2 separate regions of the Homo sapiens genome follow, and region 2 is linked to region 1. Evidence: chromatin loops called from intact Hi-C (ENCODE). Cell type or tissue: dorsolateral prefrontal cortex. All regions are shown on one strand. Each heading gives the region's core, and the rest is flanking DNA. Links, peaks and the distances in the headings are about the cores only. Region 1 overlaps RNF32-DT (RNF32 divergent transcript). Region 2 overlaps RNF32-DT (RNF32 divergent transcript).

Region 1 (8,693 bases), core at 221-8,220:
TATACTACAAAGCTGTAGTTTCCAAAACAGCATGGTACTGGTATAAAAATTGGCATGTAGACCAATGGAACAGAATACTCAAAAATAAAGCCAAATATTTATAGGCAACTGATCTTCAAGAAAGCAAACAAAAACATAAAGTGGAGAAAGGACACCCTATTCAACAAGTGGTGCTGGGATAATTGGCTAGTCACATGTGAAAGAATGAAGCTGAATCCTCATCTCTCACCTTATAGAAAAAATCAACTCAAGACGGATCAAGGACTTTAAGACCTGAAGCCATAAAAACTCTAGAAGATAATATCAGAAAAACCATTCTAGGCATTGGCTTAGGCAAAGAGTTCATGACCAAGAATCCAAAAGCAAATGCAACAAGAACAAAAATAAACAGATGGGACTTAATTAAACTAAAAAGCTTCTGCACAGCAAAGGAAACAATCAGCAGAGTAAGCAGACAACCCACAGAGTGGGAGAAAATATTTGCAAACTATGGATCCAGCAAAGGACTAATATCCAGAATCTATAAGGAACTCAAACAAACCAGCAAGAAAAAAACAAATAATCCTGTCAAAAAGTGGGCAAAGGACATGAACAGACAATTCTTAAAAGAAGATATACAAATGGCCAACAAACATAGGAAAAAATGCTCAACATCGCTAATAATCACAATGCAAATCAAAACCACAATGCAACACCACCTTACTTCTGCAAGAATGGCCATGATCAAAAAATCAAAAAATAACAGATGTTGGCATGGATATGATAAAAAAGGGAACACTTTTACACTGCTGGTGGGAATGTAAACTAGTGCAACTACTGTGGAAGACAGTATGGAGATTCCTTAAAGAACTAAAGGTAGAACTACCACTGGATCCAGCAATCACACTACTGGGTATCTACTCAGAGGAAAATAAGTCACTATATGAAAAGGACACTTATACATGAATGTTTATAGCAGCTCAATTCGCAATTGCAAAAATATGGAACCAGCCTAAATGCCTATTAACTGAGTGGATAAAGAAAATGTGAGATATATATATATATACACACACATATATATATGTATCATGGAATACTACTCAACCATAAAAAGGAAAGAAAGAATGGCATTCACAGCAACCTGGATGGAGTTGGAGATCATTCTTCTAAGAGAAGTAACTCAGGAATGGAAAACCAAACATCATATGTTCTCACTCATAAGTGGGAGCTAAGCTATGAGGATGCAAAGGCATAAGAATGATACCATGGACTTTCAGGACTTAGGGGGAAGGGTGGAAGGGCGTGAAGGATTAAAAAAAAATGCTATGCGAAAAGGTTCCCAGGAACAATTTGGGACAATTTGAAATTAACAAAACTAGATGGAAATACATTGAGTATGTTTAAATAAAAAAATTAATAAATTGGTTAATTTTATGTTATGCAAACCTTCAATAAATTTACTTTTAGTTTTTAGAAAATTCCCTTTAGGAGCAAAACATCACAAAATGCAACATGAAAGGGAAAACGAAAAAGGAAAGGGGTAGTTTCATAACTTTGCATTCATGTAAATTGTATTAGGGCAGTGAGAAGAGCTTATAAATGGCTTCCATACAAATATGACTCGGACCTTTTTAGCCCCTCCTGGGATCCATCTTCCCCTCCCCATCAGGACACATTCTCCCTGAAGCAAAGGAACGTATCATTCCCCGGGTCCTTCCAAGACTCCAAGAGAGTCCCAGCAATTTGTCTTCATAATTTTATGTCCTTTTACTTAAAAGCATTCCCAAAATCGTATAAGCTTCTGGCTTCCCCAGAACTTTCTAGACCCATCCTGCTGAGTCCTCTCCAGCCCTGAGTGAGAGGTGCTGCCCAGGCACTGAGCCAGCTGCTTCCATTAGGGAGTAGCGACTGAAGCCAACGCCAGCCACTAAAGGAATATCCTTCTCTAGGACCAAGAAAGATTTCTCAAGTTGCCAATAAGACCAATCTGCTTTCTGTTTTCAAAACTCATATGTTTTATTTTGCTTTGATTTCTGGTTTATCTAAGCAAATGAGAGACTCCTGTGTCTCAAGCATTGCCACCTGGGGGACATAGATGATGCAATCCCCTCCGTTAATTAATACATCCCAAATCTGGCTATCAAACAAGATGTTCGCCAGAGCTTTGTCCCCTCCAAATAGGAAGATGGCATTGAGCTTCCAAGCAAATAACCCAAGTCCCTAACCGGGTCCTAGAGTCCACCCTTCCCCTTCCCCCTGGGCTCACTCTGGTCACACCCACCACACACCAACCGCACGCGTTGCTCTTGAATTGCTCTTGAATTTGAGGTTTGCTCCTGTCTCGCACCTTTGCAGTTGGTTTCCCCTCCACCTGGAAGGTGCTCCCCAAAATATCCACGCGGAATTCCCTTTCCTCTTCAGGTCTTTCTCCCATGCTTCTCCCCGGTTACTCGCTCTGAAACTGCACTCTACACCGTTACTTTCTATTCCCTTCCAAGTTGATTTTCCTCCCTAACCTTCATTAATCACCCAGGACAGGCCGCACGTTCTGCCAACACCTCCTGCTGTCTGTCTTCCCCACCTGACTGTCCACTCTGCGGGGGCAGGAATGTGGGCGTTTTAAAATACCACCACATCTCTGAGGTGCAGACCACTGCCTGGTGTGTGATGGGTGTCAGTGAGCATCTGTCTGGGGAGGTGAGGGTCGGTTAATTAATCATGCAATGAGGGACGGGCTAAGGAGATGAGCCGCTCAGACAGAACATAGCATAGCAAGGCACACGCTGCGCTTCTCATACAGGTAGCACCATCCTACAACACAAAACAATTCAATGCAAGGGGAAAAAGTAAAGTCAAAAGTAATTCATTCATATTTGTTTAATTGTGGCATATTTATACCACCGAGGACTATTCAGCAATAAACAGGAACGAACTACTGATGTATATGACCGTGGGGATCAATTTCAAATGCGTTACTGGGTGGAAGAAGTCAGACCCAAGAGAGTCTATGCTGTCCATCAACTCCAGGAACAGGCAACATTCACCCATGGTGACAGAATTCAGAAAGTGGTTGCCTGATTTGGGAGCAGGAAATGAGGAATGACTAAAGAGGGTCATGAGGGAACTTTTCTGGGATGATAAAAAGGTTCTGCATTTTGTTTGGGGCAGGGCTACATGGATATGTGTGTGTTAAGACTCAAATTGAGCACCTCAGATCTCCGCATCTTATTGAATGTAAAATGATCTCAATTATAAATACATACAAGTATACACACACACCATGAATCATTCATCTTAGAATTTGGGCCTCTCCACTTACCACATTCTGGAAGGCGCTGACTGAGGGAGATTAAATAAAAGGGGAAGGCACCATAAAACCCAGTTCCTAACCTTTATGCTATCTCTCTGTTTCATAACTGGACAAATCACTTTAACTTCTCTGTGTTGTTTTATTTTGTTTTTTCCTTAAAGTCAGGGTCTTGCTCTTTGCCCAGGCTGGAGTGCAGTGATGCAATCATGCCTCATTGCAACCTCGAACTCCTGGGTTCAAGTGATCCTCCTGCCTCAGCCTCCCGAGTAGCTGGGACCACAGGCGCGCACTTCCACACCCAGCTTGTTTTCTTAATTTCCAGAGTTGTCAGTAGAGACAGCAATGCCTGCTTAGTTGTTTTACAGAGCTAAAACCTCTATGAGATGCAAGCAGCTGTGAGCAGGCAATCCTCCAAGCTCATCTTCCTTATTAATAAGGCCGTCTTACAGTCCTCACACTTAAAGAACTAAGCCCCTTGGACAGAGGCCAAGACAGACATGCCTTTGTCAATTGTCCCCTTTGGTGACTGCTCCACATTGAGCTGCCAATGGGGTAATAATAGAACATCAGATTTGTAGGAAGAGCTGTCTGCATTATCTAACTTACCAAAGACGAAATGTCAGAAAAGGGGGAATTCATAACAAAAAAAAAAGCATCTCTCCAAATGACAATGAAGGTCAGAAGTATTTTTTATGCATCTCAATGCACTCAGTCTTCATGATGTTCAGAAGCTGCGGAATCGGGAACAAGCGGTCCTGCTCCTGCGGCCCCTGCTTTGCTCCTCCTCCTCTGAGGCGCTGAGGACATCCTCTGGCCCAGACCTAATTTCTTTTTCTTTAGAACACCTGCCAGGGAGGAAAAGGAGGGCATGCATCCATTCTGAGCATTTTCTCCTCCCAGCCTGATATTCACCTGACAGCCCGACCTGTGCCTGACACTGCTTCGGCAGCGTTCTACAGGAGAAATACGACTGGTCAGAGACAGACCCCTGGCTTCGCCGTGATCCGCCACCACCACGCACGCCAAGCAGCCCTGGGTGTCCTCGGGGGGCAGTGCTGCATGCTGGCCAGCAGGGCGGACGCTGGCTGCCATCCCGGCTGACCCACGGCCACCCGAGTGACCTTGGAGTCACTCGCCCTCTCTGTGCCTCAGGCTCTCCACCTGCAAGCTGGGTACACATCTCATCCATGGTGACTACACGGTATGACACACACAAAGTGCCTAAAACAGCGCTGGACCCTTCGCTTCTGTGCTGAAGGGGCACGGAGCGCTGAGGGGGCCGAGGACATACCCGCGCTGGCCGCCACGCAGTGTGTGTACCCTAGAGACGTGTGACGCCCCAGGACCGGAGTTCACAGCCTGGGCTCAGGGGGTCTGAACACCAAGGTCACCAGTAACTGGGGAGCAGATGCATCTGTGCATCTTCCTCACAGGAGGCTCCACAGCCTTTGCAAATGGGCACTGACTCCAAAAGCAATTCAACTCAGCAAAGGCTGTGAGTCCCACAACGCGTCAGACACTGCTAAGCCCAGAGGGCGTGATGACAATGGTGAATGAGACCAAAACAGACAAGCAATTGAGTCCTCATGATCACAGCTGGGTTAGGGAAGCCCGGGGAGGTGGTGGGGGGGCGGGGGGGAGTGGGGACAAACACAAGGGCAGCTGCCCTACGGAGAAAGAAAAGACCCAGGAAGACCTGGAGGAGGCGGCGTTTACCTTGGGATCTGAAGGATGCCAAGAATCTGCTCCCCTGCTTGCTAGAGGAAGAAGGGTCCAGTCTGAGAACAACACACATGAAGACCCAGAGGTGAGAGCCGCCCAGAGACTGAGAAATGGAAGATAGTTCCATGACAGGAAACGGCCAAACACAAAAGTGGAGGGTTCCGTGGAGGCAGAGCCCAAGAGCTGTGAGCATTCGGTGTGCCAGGGAGATTCTGAAGGGTTTTAAGGAAAGAAAAGACACAGCCCGGTTTTTTGGAGGGGGATCTCTGTGCCTGCAGGGTGAGGAAGGGTTACGAGGGGCCAGCTGGGCAGCCACCATGTGAGAGGGGATAGGCCAAGGCAATGGGGATGAGAGGGACTTGTGACAAGTTCAGAGGCGAGTCCATGGGGTGGTGGTGTGTCTGTGAGTGGTGGGGGGAGGGGCGGCAGGCGAGAAAGCAAGTGTGATTCCTGAATTTCTGCGGGAAAGCCAGAGGGATGAGGTGTCATGCCTGGGTGAAAATGACTTGTAGAAGTTGAAGTGCCTTGAAAACATTCAAGTGCAGGTGACCAGAGGCAGGTGGGGAGAGAGCTCCGCTAGACATACAGATTTTGGAGACTTGGCGTATGTTAACATCAGGGTGGTGGGGTGAGCTCACAAACAAGGAAGTGCATAAAGAGAAAAGGGAAGAAGGTCTGGAACAAAACCCTGAACAATCAGAATGTTCCAGGTAGGACCCAAAACAAAGACCCCACAAAGGACCCTTGGACAAGGACAGCCAGAGGATGGGGGAGGAAATCAGAGGCGTGTCATCGACGCACAGGAAGAGCATTTCACAAGCATCTCTACCATGCAACACTGGACAAACATTTTGAAAAACAGGTAACATGACCTGAAAAGAGGTCCACAAAATACTGGATTTAAAAAGATTGCATAAGGCTGGGCACGGTGGCTCATGCCTGTAATCCCAGCACTTTGGGAAGCCAAGGTGGGTGGATCGCTTGAGCCCAGGAGTTCAAGACCAGGCTGGCCAACGTGGTGAACCCCATCTCTACAAAAAGTACACAAATTAGCCGACGTGGTGGCACATGCCTGTCATCTCAGCTACTGGAGTGGCTGAGGCACGAGAATTACTTGAACCCCGGAGGCAGAGGTTGCAGTGAGCCGAGATTGCACCACTGCACTCCAGCCTAGATGAAGCAAGATTCTGTCTCAAAGGCAAAAAAAAAAAAAAAAAAAAAGATAGCATAGTATGATCTACTTTTGTAAAACCAGAATCAAAGCTATATGATAACACATGTTGAACCCTTTCAACATGCCAAGCCTTCTTCAATAGGCTTTACGTATATTAACACACTGAATTTTCACAATAGCCCTACGAAATGAGTATGATTTTTCATCATCACTTTACAAATGGGGAAACTAAGGCCCAGACGCATCAAATGTAGTTCCCAAGGCTACAGCTGGTACGTGGTGAGGGATGGGTGTCAGCCATAAGCAATACATGTAGCTGGACAGAGGATTCACTGAAAGAAACATCAGGGGGTGTTTTGAAGAAAGTGAAATGAGTTTGAGATGCTGCAGCATGTGCAGTGATGTCCAGGAGGTAACCACAGATGTGAGCGGCAAGCTCAAGACAGTCAAAATCCAAAATGCAGACGTGGCATGTTGTAGTCCATGAGCAGTAGCTGTGGACAGAGGAAGAGAGGAGCTGGGGGCCGGACGTGGTGAAGCATCTGTGGGAGACGGGAAGGAAGGCAATGCTTTGTGGAAGTTTGGCCATCGAGAGAGTGTTGCAGCTGGAGGGGCCTCAGGTGGAGAGAGGAAGGCGCATCTACCCAGCACACCTGTGTAGATGGAAGAAAGGAAGAAAGACCAGAAGGCAGAAAGCCTCAGGCAGGGCGAGGATGGAGGCAGACAGATGAGGCCCTGGGGTGGCGTGGGAGCACCTCGGCATGGGCTCCTCCAACATTAGGAGGGAGTCCAGGGGAACATGGCAAAGGTGAAAAAATGATAGAAAATCAGAAAGTGAGGAAGAAATTAATGCCGTTTTATGATAGTCTCAACAGAAGAAATTAAACTCGATGAAATGTGAATACTCACACATGACAATGCCCAACAGAGGCTGAGAAAAAGCCAGTTTCGTGTTGCCATAACACAAAATGTTTCTTGTAACTCCATCTTTGAATTGTAAAGTTACATAATCATCCAAATATAGTATACTTTATTTGTAAAAAGGAGTATTTCCTTACACAGTCTCTGCATACTGTTTCTTGATACTGTGTGCCATCTTGATGCTTTATCTCCATTAAACTCTAGACTTAGGTTCATCCATCAGAAAGGTAAGACGTGGAGCCAAACAGATAGATAGCTGTGTGCACAACTGCACTCTGCGGGGCCCAAAGACCATGCCCACATATAGTTAACTGAAAGTGTGGAACTTTAGTGTGCTTGTGTGTTTGTTTGTTTTGAGAAGAATTTTCACTCTCGTAGCCCAGGCTGGAGTGCAGTGGCGTGATCTCAGCTCACCACAACCTCTGCCTCCGAGGTTCAAGCGATTCTCCTGCCTCAGCCTCCCGAGTAGCTGGGATTACAGACATGTGCTACCACGTCCGGCTAATTTTGTATCTTCAGTAGACACGGGGTTTCTCCATGTTGGTCAGGCTGGTCTCAAACTCCTGACCTCAGGTGATCCGCCCACCTCGGCCACCCAAAGTGCTGGGATTACAAGCCTGAGCCACCACGCCCAGCTGGAACTTTAGTATTAATGTAAAGAGAGAGAGAGAGAGAGAGAGAGAGAGACGGAGAGAGAGAGAGAGAGAGAGAGAGGGGGAGAGAGAGAGAGAGAGAGAGAGAGAGAGAGAGAGAGAGAGAGCTCACTGGTATTTCACTAAGTAATGCTCTATAAATAATGATAATATTTTAATCTTTTACAAACTTATAAAGCCTACACATTTCTAAGTCCTGCTGCCTCTCCCTGTGTCACGCAGCATCTTCACCCATTTTAACCACATCATGACAGTCTAGGTGAATATCCTGCATTTCTAAGAACCAAGATAATATCAAGATTTTGTCTTGGTAACCACCATTCTTCTGCTTCTATGAGTTCAACTTTTTTAGATTCCGCATCTAAGTGAGAATATGCAGAATTGTCCTTCTTCTGTACCTGGCTTATTCTACTCCATGTCCTCCAAGTTCACCCAGGTTGTCATAAATGACAGAATTTCCTTCTTTTCATGGCTGAATAATATTCCATTTTGTGTGTATATATGTGTGTACACACACACGCACATATGTGTGTATATCTCTCTCACACACATCTTTTTTATCTGCTGATGGACGCATAGGTCACGTCCATATCTTGGCTACTGTGAACCGTGCTGCAATGAACATGGAAGCCCTAGGCCCAGGCCGCTGCTTTTCCAAATTTTTACATAAGGCGGCTCCCAGGAAAATACCTCAGCAGGCGTGCTTTGTAGCAAGCACAGAATTTTGAAGATTCATATCGAATGCCCTTAGATGGTGCGTGGACTCTCCACTTCTACACAAGCCTTGCCATTCTCCATTGCCTCACAGCCAGCTCACTCACGGGCACCACCTGCTGGGCCCCGTGGGTTTTTAGTTTGTGACTTGGGGTGCAGGAATGAGATGGAATGGGGTAAGACACACAAACAGACACACATACACACACACAGTCCTTGA
Region 2 (8,693 bases), core at 173-8,172, 63 kb before region 1:
AGAAATAGTTTACAAAAACTTCCCAGTTTTGGTGAAAAACACTAACTTACAGATCCAAGAAACTCACCAACCCCAAGTAAGATGAACAATAAGAAAGCCACAATTGGACACATTATAGTCAAACTGCTGAAAGCCAAAGATAAAGAGAAAATCTAAAAAGCGGCAAGAGAAAAATAACATATCACATATAGAGAAACAGAGATACAATTTAAAGTTAATTTCTCACCAGAAACCATGTGGCCAATAGACATGACATATTCAAGTGCAAAAAGAATAAAACTATCAACCAAGAATTCTATATTCAGTTAGACTATCCTTCAAACATGGTAATGAAATTAAAACTTTCCTAGATATGAAAATACAGATAGAGGCCAGGCGTGGTGGCTCATGCCTGTAATCCCAACACTTTGGGAGGCTAAGGCAGGAGATCACTTGAGGTCAGGAGTTCAAGACCACCCTGGCCAACATGGCAAAACCCCATCTCTGCTAAAAAATACAAAAATTAGCCAGGCATGGTGGCATGCACCTGTAATTCCAGCTACTCAAGAGGCTGAGGCAGGAGAATTGCTTGAACCTGGGAGGCAGAGGTTGCAGTGAGCTGAGATTGCGTCACTATACACCACCCTGGGTGACAGAGCAAGACTCCATATCAAAAAAAAAAAAAAAGAAAAAAAAAAACAGAGTTTGTTGCTATTAGAACTTCACTACAAACAATGATAAAAGAATTCCTGTGGGCTGAAGGGAAATGACACCAGATAGTAACTCAGATCCATAGGAAAGAATAAAACATGCCAGAAATGGTAAATACGAGTTATAATCTGCATAAATACACAAGAATATATACTTTTCTTTTTATCTCTTAATTTCTTTTAAAGAGTGTTTAAAGCAAAAAATATATACTGTGTTGTTGGATTTTAACATATACGAATGTGTGTGTGTGTGCATATGTGTGTATGTATATACATATGTGTAATATTATATATATTTTAATTCTAATTGTATAAATATAGATTTTATACATATATACATCATGCACATATATGTTATACATACATATATATATATGTACGTGTGTGTGTGTGTATCAACAACAGCAAAAAGAAAGGGAAGAGAAAATGAAGCTATATGAGTACAAAGTGCCTATATTTTACCAGAAGAAAGTCAGTAACAACTTGAAGTAGATCGTGATAAGTTTAAAATACTTACATAATCCCTAGAACAACTACAAATAATTTTTAAAGCACACAAAGAAATATAGCTAAGAAATCAATAGAGATATAAAAATGTTCCACTTAAATATTTAATACAAAAGAAGGAAGAACAAGAGAGCAAAATGACAGACATGAATCTAAGCATATCAATAATTACATTAAATATAAATTTACTTGCCACTCCAATCAAAAGGCAGAGATTGTGAGACTAGATCTAACTATATGCTTTCTACATAAGACATATTTTAAATCAAAGCTACAAAGACAGTAAAAGTGAAAAGATATGCAAACTGTACATATGAGAGCAGTAGATTGGCTATGTTAATATCACACGAATAGTTTTAAGCTAAAGAATATTACTCAAGACAAAGAGGTACATTTCATAATGATAAAATGTCCAATGTAGAAGAAATATATAATAATTTAGGCATATATGCACCTAACAATAGAACTCCAAATACAGGAAGCAAAACTGACAGAATCGAAAGAAGAAATAGACAACTAGTTATAGCTAGATGTTTCACTACTCCTCCATCCATAATTCGTAGATCAAGTAGATAGAACACCAGCAAGATCATAGAAGACTTGAGCAACACTGTCAAACAACTGACATCTGGAAAGCATTCCACTCAACAACAGTAAAATATACATTCTTTTCAAACACACAGGGAACATTCAACAGGATAGACCACATCCTGGGATAAAGCAATTCTCTATACATTTAAAGAGACTGAAATCATGAAGAGTATGTTCTCTGACCACAGCAGAATAAAATTTTAAATTAAAACAGAAAAAATATTCTGGCAAATCCCCAAATATGTGGAAACTGCACACACAATGCTTATACATAATCAATAGGTCAAAGGAGACATCATAAGGAAAACATATCTGGAACAAAATGAAAATGAAAACACAACATACCAAAATTTGTGAGACGTAGCTAAAGTAGCATGCTTACTGCTGACAGCTTAAAGTCTATAGTCAATGATATGAAATGCCATTTTAAGAAGCTAGGAAAAGGTCAAATTAAACCCAAAGTAAGAAGGAAAGAGATCATCAAGATAGTGTAGAAATCAATGAAATGGACAAAAGGCAAGCAATAGTTAAAAATCAATGAAGCCAAGAAATGGTTCTTAGAAAGATCAATAACATTTATAAACCTTTAGCTAAGTTGATGAAATAATATACATACATTATCGCTGGATGTAGAAAATGGAAACAGTTTTGGCAATTTCTTATTAAGTTAAACATACACTTACCAACAAACCCATCAATCCCACTTCTAGGCATCTACCCAAGAAAAATGAAGAAATACGTCCACATTAAAAGTTTTATGTGAATGTTCGTAATAGCATCATTCATAATAGCCAAAAACTGGAAAGAACCCAAATATCCATCAACTGGTGAGTAAACAAAATGTAGTATAACCATGCAATGAAATATTACTCAGCGATAAAAACAACTCAACTCTTAACATATGCAGCAGCATGGGTGACTCTACCATGTCATGCCCCAGAGGGAAGCCAGTCATGGGAGACTCCATACTGTATGATTCTCTTTACATGAAATTCCAGGAAAGGTGAAGCTATCGAGGGAGAAAGCAGGTTAGTGATTGCCAGAGGCTGGGGTAGGAGCTGGAATTACCTGCAAAGGGACAGGAGGGAATTTGGGGGGTGATGGAAGTATTCTGAAACGTTATTGTGGTGGTAGTTACAGGACTTCACATCCATCAGAACCCAGTGAATAGTACACTCTAATGGAGTGAGGTGCATTTTAGGTAAATTATACATCAATAAAGCTATGGGTGTGTGTGTGTGTGCGTTCACGTGTGTGTGGGAAAACCCCCACATTGCTTACTTAGTAAAGGACACTTGTGCTGGGAACCCGGGGCCTCTGCATCCTGGCCCTGTATGGTCCTGTCTCACTCACCTGCTTACCCATTTTTGTCTTCCACAGACCCATTCATTTGGTAACCACAGACATCTTATGCTTTTCAACCCTAAATGGTTTACGTATCTGATCCAGTGACTTCAAATCCCATTCCACCGTCTCTACCCATTCAAACCCCAGGACTTTGTCAAGACCATTCCCATTCTTTGTCCTCTGTTCCATGTCCCGCCTTCCGATGCTCCTCACCCTCCCATCCGCCTCTGCTCTCGGACCTTCCAGAGCTTGGAGCAGCGTTTCCCTCCTTCGAACATCAAGAACAACCTGTACTTACTGTGTTGCTCCTCACTGCGCACCGCGTGCCATGGTTATTTGTGTTGATGTGTTGGATTTCCCTTGCAGAGGGGTTGCTCAAGTAATTATTGTCGTAATCCACATAACACTATCACATGACTTTGCAGACAGAAGACACTTAATAAGTATTTGTGAACAAGCTTTTGGGGATGCCAGCTGCGTTACCTCCTTCCTTCAGTGTGCTTTTCCATCCTCCCAAAGTGCAGAGTATTTCATGTCTCTCCTAGTCCCACATATTCTAATAGCTCAGAGCTGAGGACTTTCGACTTCTAACAAGATTAGAAGGGCCTCGAAGTGCAGAGCAGGGCTTTCATGTGTGGCCCTGCTAACTCCCAGTGCCAGTCTTCAAGATGAAATAGACATATTGCATCGAGTGAAACGGTTGTTATGCTCGCCTCAAACAAGCAGGACACAGATGAAAAAGAGAATACAGAAGCTATTTTCCTAGCCATGCCAAATCTCTCCACTGTGCCTCTCTTATGTCAATTTCATTTCAGTTTGAACCCCAGATGTTTTCCCAAAATTAACACTTTTTTGTTTCTATTACATTGGCTTTCCCAAGAAATCATTCACAGGGCATTATTTTTACTAATAATTTAAAGGAAAAAATTAACTTGCCCAAATTCTTGGGTGGGACAGTAAGGTTTGGAAAATTGAAAAGTGAGTTTGACAGTTTGATTCCTTCAGGCTACCGATGCTCTCTAAGGGGCCTTATAATTATTAAAGCTTATTCTTCCCCCACAAAAGCCACCAAGAACAGTGTGAATCACAGGCCTGGGAAGTCAGTGGCAGTTTGGGGTTTCCTGAGTCCCTGAGGGAGAGGAGCCCTTCCCAGAACAAACCAGCGGGGTCCAGAGCTACGTCAGATGAGGGAAGGCAACAGAAACTCCATAATGCGCGAAGAGTCAGACAGGATCAAAGTAAGAGTGTTCTCTTGCATCCGAGAGACACTTCCCCCAGACCCCTAGGGAAGGAGAGCTGGGAATTCACACTCCATCCCACAGTCGGTATTCCCACAGGCTGCTGTGTGGGCCTCTCGCAGCTGGGGACACAAGTTCTGGAGGCCATCGTCTGGCTCACATCCTGGCTCCTGTACTTCCCATCTGTATAACCTCAGGAAGGAACTCGGTCTTGACTCAGTTTCCCTCTAAGAAATGGGGACAATGACCGTGCTTAACCCCACTGGGCGGCTGTAAGACATGCAACCATCTTAGACCAGTGCCCGACACAAAGTTGGCACTCCATAAACGCCACATGCTAATGCTGCCATTACTACTGTTCATGCTCACATTAGTGCTTGCCATTCTCACTGCACTGTATAGGCTCACCCAGCCTCATCGGGACCTTTGGCACCAGCAGGAGGTTCCACGCAGACAATGCCAGGCACAGCTGCAGGCAGCACCCACACTGGAGCGGCCCATGGGGCTTTTTCTATGAAGATTCTGCTGCCCAGACCTGGAGAGGCCGGAGAAGCCGAACCCCACCAAGAACGCTGTTTTCACAAAAGCCGTTTGCCTTCACACTGGGTGGCAGCACATGACACTAACTCATTCAAGGTCAGAGCGACCAGACTCTCAACCCTTATTTTCGTTTGCTTGTTCGGCTTTTTTTTTTTTTTTTTTGCATTCCATTTTGTTGACATTTCTGTTGGACATGACCTTAGGTTGACTATCATTTCAGTCACTCACGACACTGAGCGTCTAAAGTCCACAGTCCTTTTTTAAACCGTTTCTACTCATTCACTTGCCTTACAACTCCACAGCCCGCCCCAGGGCTCTCCAACCAAAACCCTTCCTGGCCCCCTCCATCCTAACAAAGCCTGAGTCGAACACGAAAGGAAGATGGTCGCTGAAGCGAAGGGGAGTCATTTGTGTCCGTTCCATAAATCAAGACTGTCGCCTTTCGAAAAGGGGAGGTGTCGCAGTCTGACAGCCTGATCTGTTTCTAGGACGGCGTGTTTCCAGGAAATTCTGAGCACATATATATGCAGGGAGCAGTCATCGTTTTCCTCCTGTCCAGCCTTCTGCCTCCTGCTCCTCCTCTAGCTGCCTCCCTTGTTTCCAGGCTGGAGGTTCAATCCCTCTTCACCATCCCTGCTGAGGGAGGCTGTGTAGCAGGCTGTGTACGGGAGGCATGTGAGAGAGGCTATGTATGGGAGGTTCATGAGGGAGACTGTGTGAGGGAGGCTGGGTGAAGGAGGCTGTCATGGAGGCTGTGTGAGGGAGGCTGTCTGGGAGGCATATGAGGGAGGCTGTGTGGGAGGCTGTTTGGGAGGCTTTGTGGTAGGCTGTGTGAGGGAAGCTGCATCAGGGAGGCTATGTTGGGGAGGCTGTGTCGGGGAGGCTGTGAGGGAAGCTGTGTGAGGGAGACTATGTGAAGGAGGCTGTCATGAAGGTTGTGTGAGGGAGGCTGTGTGAGGGAGGCATGTGAGGGAGGCTGTGTGGGAGGCTTTCTGGTAGGCTGTGTGAGGGAAGCTGCATCAGGGAGGCTGTGCTGGGGAGGCTGTGAGGGAGGCTGTGTGAGGGAGACTATGTGAAGGAGGCTGTCATGTAGGTTGTGTGAGGGAGGCTGTGTGAGGCAGGCTGTTTCAGGGGGGCTGTCAGGGAGGCTGTGTGAGGGAGGCTGTGTGGGAGGCTGTGAAGGAGGCTGTGTGAGGGACGCATGTGAGGGAAGCCCGTGAGGGAGGCTGTGTGAGGTAGGCTATGAGGGAGGCTGTGTGAGGGAGGCTGTGTGAGGGAGGCTGTGAAGGAGGCTGTGTGAGGTAGGCTATGTGAAGGAGGCATGTGAGAGAGGCTGTGTACCAGAGGCCCATGAGGGAGGCCATGTGGGAGACTTTGTGAGGGAAGCCCGTGAGGGAGGCTGTGTGAAGGAGGCTGTGTGAGGGAGGCTGTGTGAGGGAGGCTGTGTGAAGGAGGCTGTGTGAGGGAGGCTGTGTGAGGGAGGCTGTGTGGGAGGCTGTGTGAAGGAGGCTATGTGAAGGAGGCATGTGAGAGAGGCTGTGTACCAGAGGCCCATGAGGGAGGCCATGTGGGAGACTTTGTGAGGGAAGCCCGTGAGGGAGGCTGTGTGAAGGAGGCTATGCGAGGGAGGCTGTGTGAGGGAGGCTGTGTGAAGGAGGCTGTGTGAGGGAGGCTGTGTGAGGGAGGCTGTGTGAAGGAGGCTGTGTGAGGGAGGCATGTGAGAGAGGCTGTGTACCAGAGGCCCATGAGGGAGGCCATGTGGGAGACTTTGTGAGGAAGGCCCGTGAGGAAGGCTGTGTGAGGGAGGCTGTGTGAGGGAGGCATGTGAGGGGGGCGTGTAAGGGAAGCTGTGTATTGCAGGCCCATGAGGGAGGCTGTGTGGGAGACTGTACGAGTGAGGCTGTGTGAGGGAGGCTCACCAACAAGCACACCTCTGACGGATTCTGCCTGTGGGGCAGGCAGGAGGCCATGTCCTTGTGATGGCCGCAGTCACCACGTTCATGGCGGTGCTATTCACAATGGCCACATGTCTGTCAGCAGAGGAACACACAGGCAAATGGTGGCTCTCCACACCATCCATCTCAGACATCAATAACAGAATATTTTATGAATGTAATGGCCTGGTGGACACCCCAGAGGGACTTCAGAGCCATAATGAGCTCTTGGATTAAAATGACCAGGAAAAATGAACTTCAGATGAAATACTTGTTGTAGTTGAGTAAATTAACAAAATTTAATTAACTTTCAATACACAATGACACCGAACAATATCAAAAATATACACTAAGATGATGAGAAAGATAAAAGCCTCTGTGCATATTTGAAATGGCCACAACCTCTCTGACCCACACCTCATCTACCCGCACGTGCTCCATCCCCACCTCTGGAGTATGGGCAGGGCCTGTGACTGCTGGGCCGACATGAGGAGACAGAAGTGATGGCCCAGGTCTGGGCCCAGGCATTAGCATGACGGCAGCGTCCACCTCCTTCTCACAGAATCCTTGCTCTAAGGGAGGCCAGACACCATGTGAGGCCCTTGGCCACCCAGAAACCACCATGTGAGGAGAAGCCCCTGCCAGCCAAGTGGACAGGCTGTCTGGAGGGAGCGAAGTCCCTGGCCAGCCCCAACTCTTCCAGCCACCCCACCCTAGAGGACAGAGAAGCAACTGACAAAGCTTCTAAGACGTTCCAGCACCCGAAGCTGCAACTCAAGAGGAACCAAGAGCCAACAGGCATGAGCGAGGCTCCACAAGTGACCCCAGTGAAGCCACCCCTGACCCATCCGGCTACTTGAGCCGCCCCAGCAACCACAGGGCAGACACCAACCAGCCCTGCTGCACCTGCCTGGACACCTGGACGCCTGGACGCCTGGATGCCTGGCTCACAGCACCGTGAGCATGATAGGTTTGTCGTTTGATGCCACTGGTGTTGGGGTTATGACACAACAAGAGAAAACCAGAACAGATTAAATCTGGGCTACAGAGTTTCTACATAGAGGGGCTGAGCGGCAGCCATCCATTTGCAAGAGGAGACGAAGGCAATGAGTTAGGATTCGGATGGGCGTGGTAGGCCCGCTGTTTTTCGGATGTGCATGGTAGACCCTCTGTTTTGCCTACATGGCAGGCATTCACCGTCCTTGTGCAGGGATGACGGTGGCCAGTGGAGATCAAGGGAGGTGTCAAATCTCCCCAACATAAATGTTCTTTGAGAAGACAGATGGTTGGTAAATGCAAAGCTAATTGCTCGTCAGGTTCCTGGCTTTTTATGTATGAGGTTCCCTTTGTTTCTCTTTCTCTGCTTGTTTTCCTGTTTGCTTTTGGCCCGTTACTGAAAAACAGATTGCTAAGTAATAAGCAGAAGAACATAAATATGTCTAATATTTTTCTTACAAATATTTTTTAATCATCTCACTTGCATAGTTACTTTCCCAAAACACCTGTTAGCCTCTCACAGATCACTCCCCTCTGTGAAGCATGGTTTGGGAAATGCTGCACTTAAGTGGTCAGAGAAATTAAAGAGCCAGTAAGAAAGACATGGAGTGCTCCAGAGAGATGATGCTTAATGAGGAAGAAACTCAGAAATGCTTCAGAGAACAAAACCAAGGAGGATGTCACAGGAAGAACCAGGAGAACAGCACAGTAAGGACCAGAAAAATATCACAGTGAGGCCCTGGGGGACATCACACTTGAGACCTTGGAAGAAAACATAGTAAGGGCCTACAAGGACATCACAGTAAGCCCAGGAGGACATCATAGCAAGGACCTAGGAGGATGTCATAGCA

What was found. A loop is a pair of places that touch in the nucleus more often than their neighbours do. Peaks named below come from ENCODE experiments on the same cell type or tissue, not always from the same donor. Only the 100,000 strongest peaks of a DNase experiment are listed, where the experiment ranks them.
Region 2: a loop joins it to region 1, with 3 times the contacts of the local background. A loop is called at or near these places in 3 of 110 quality-filtered maps.

What each region holds. Positions count from the first base shown.
Region 1 is chr7:156,574,338-156,583,030 of GRCh38, forward strand. All of the region lies in intron 2 of RNF32-DT (RNF32 divergent transcript), which reads right to left. Among named protein-coding and RNA genes, the nearest start is that of LINC00244, 38 kb to the left of the region's middle. In dorsolateral prefrontal cortex, for the core only: a CTCF peak has its summit at 4,429; DNase peaks (open chromatin) are centred at 3,754, 4,079, 4,351 and 4,794; H3K4me3 peaks cover 2,149 bases; H3K27ac peaks cover 3,874 bases.
Region 2 is chr7:156,511,337-156,520,029 of GRCh38, forward strand. The region is part of intron 2 of RNF32-DT (RNF32 divergent transcript); the gene reads right to left. Among named protein-coding and RNA genes, the nearest start is that of LINC00244, 25 kb to the right of the region's middle. In dorsolateral prefrontal cortex, for the core only: a CTCF peak has its summit at 4,973 (motif pointing right); a DNase peak (open chromatin) is centred at 4,955; H3K4me3 peaks cover 703 bases.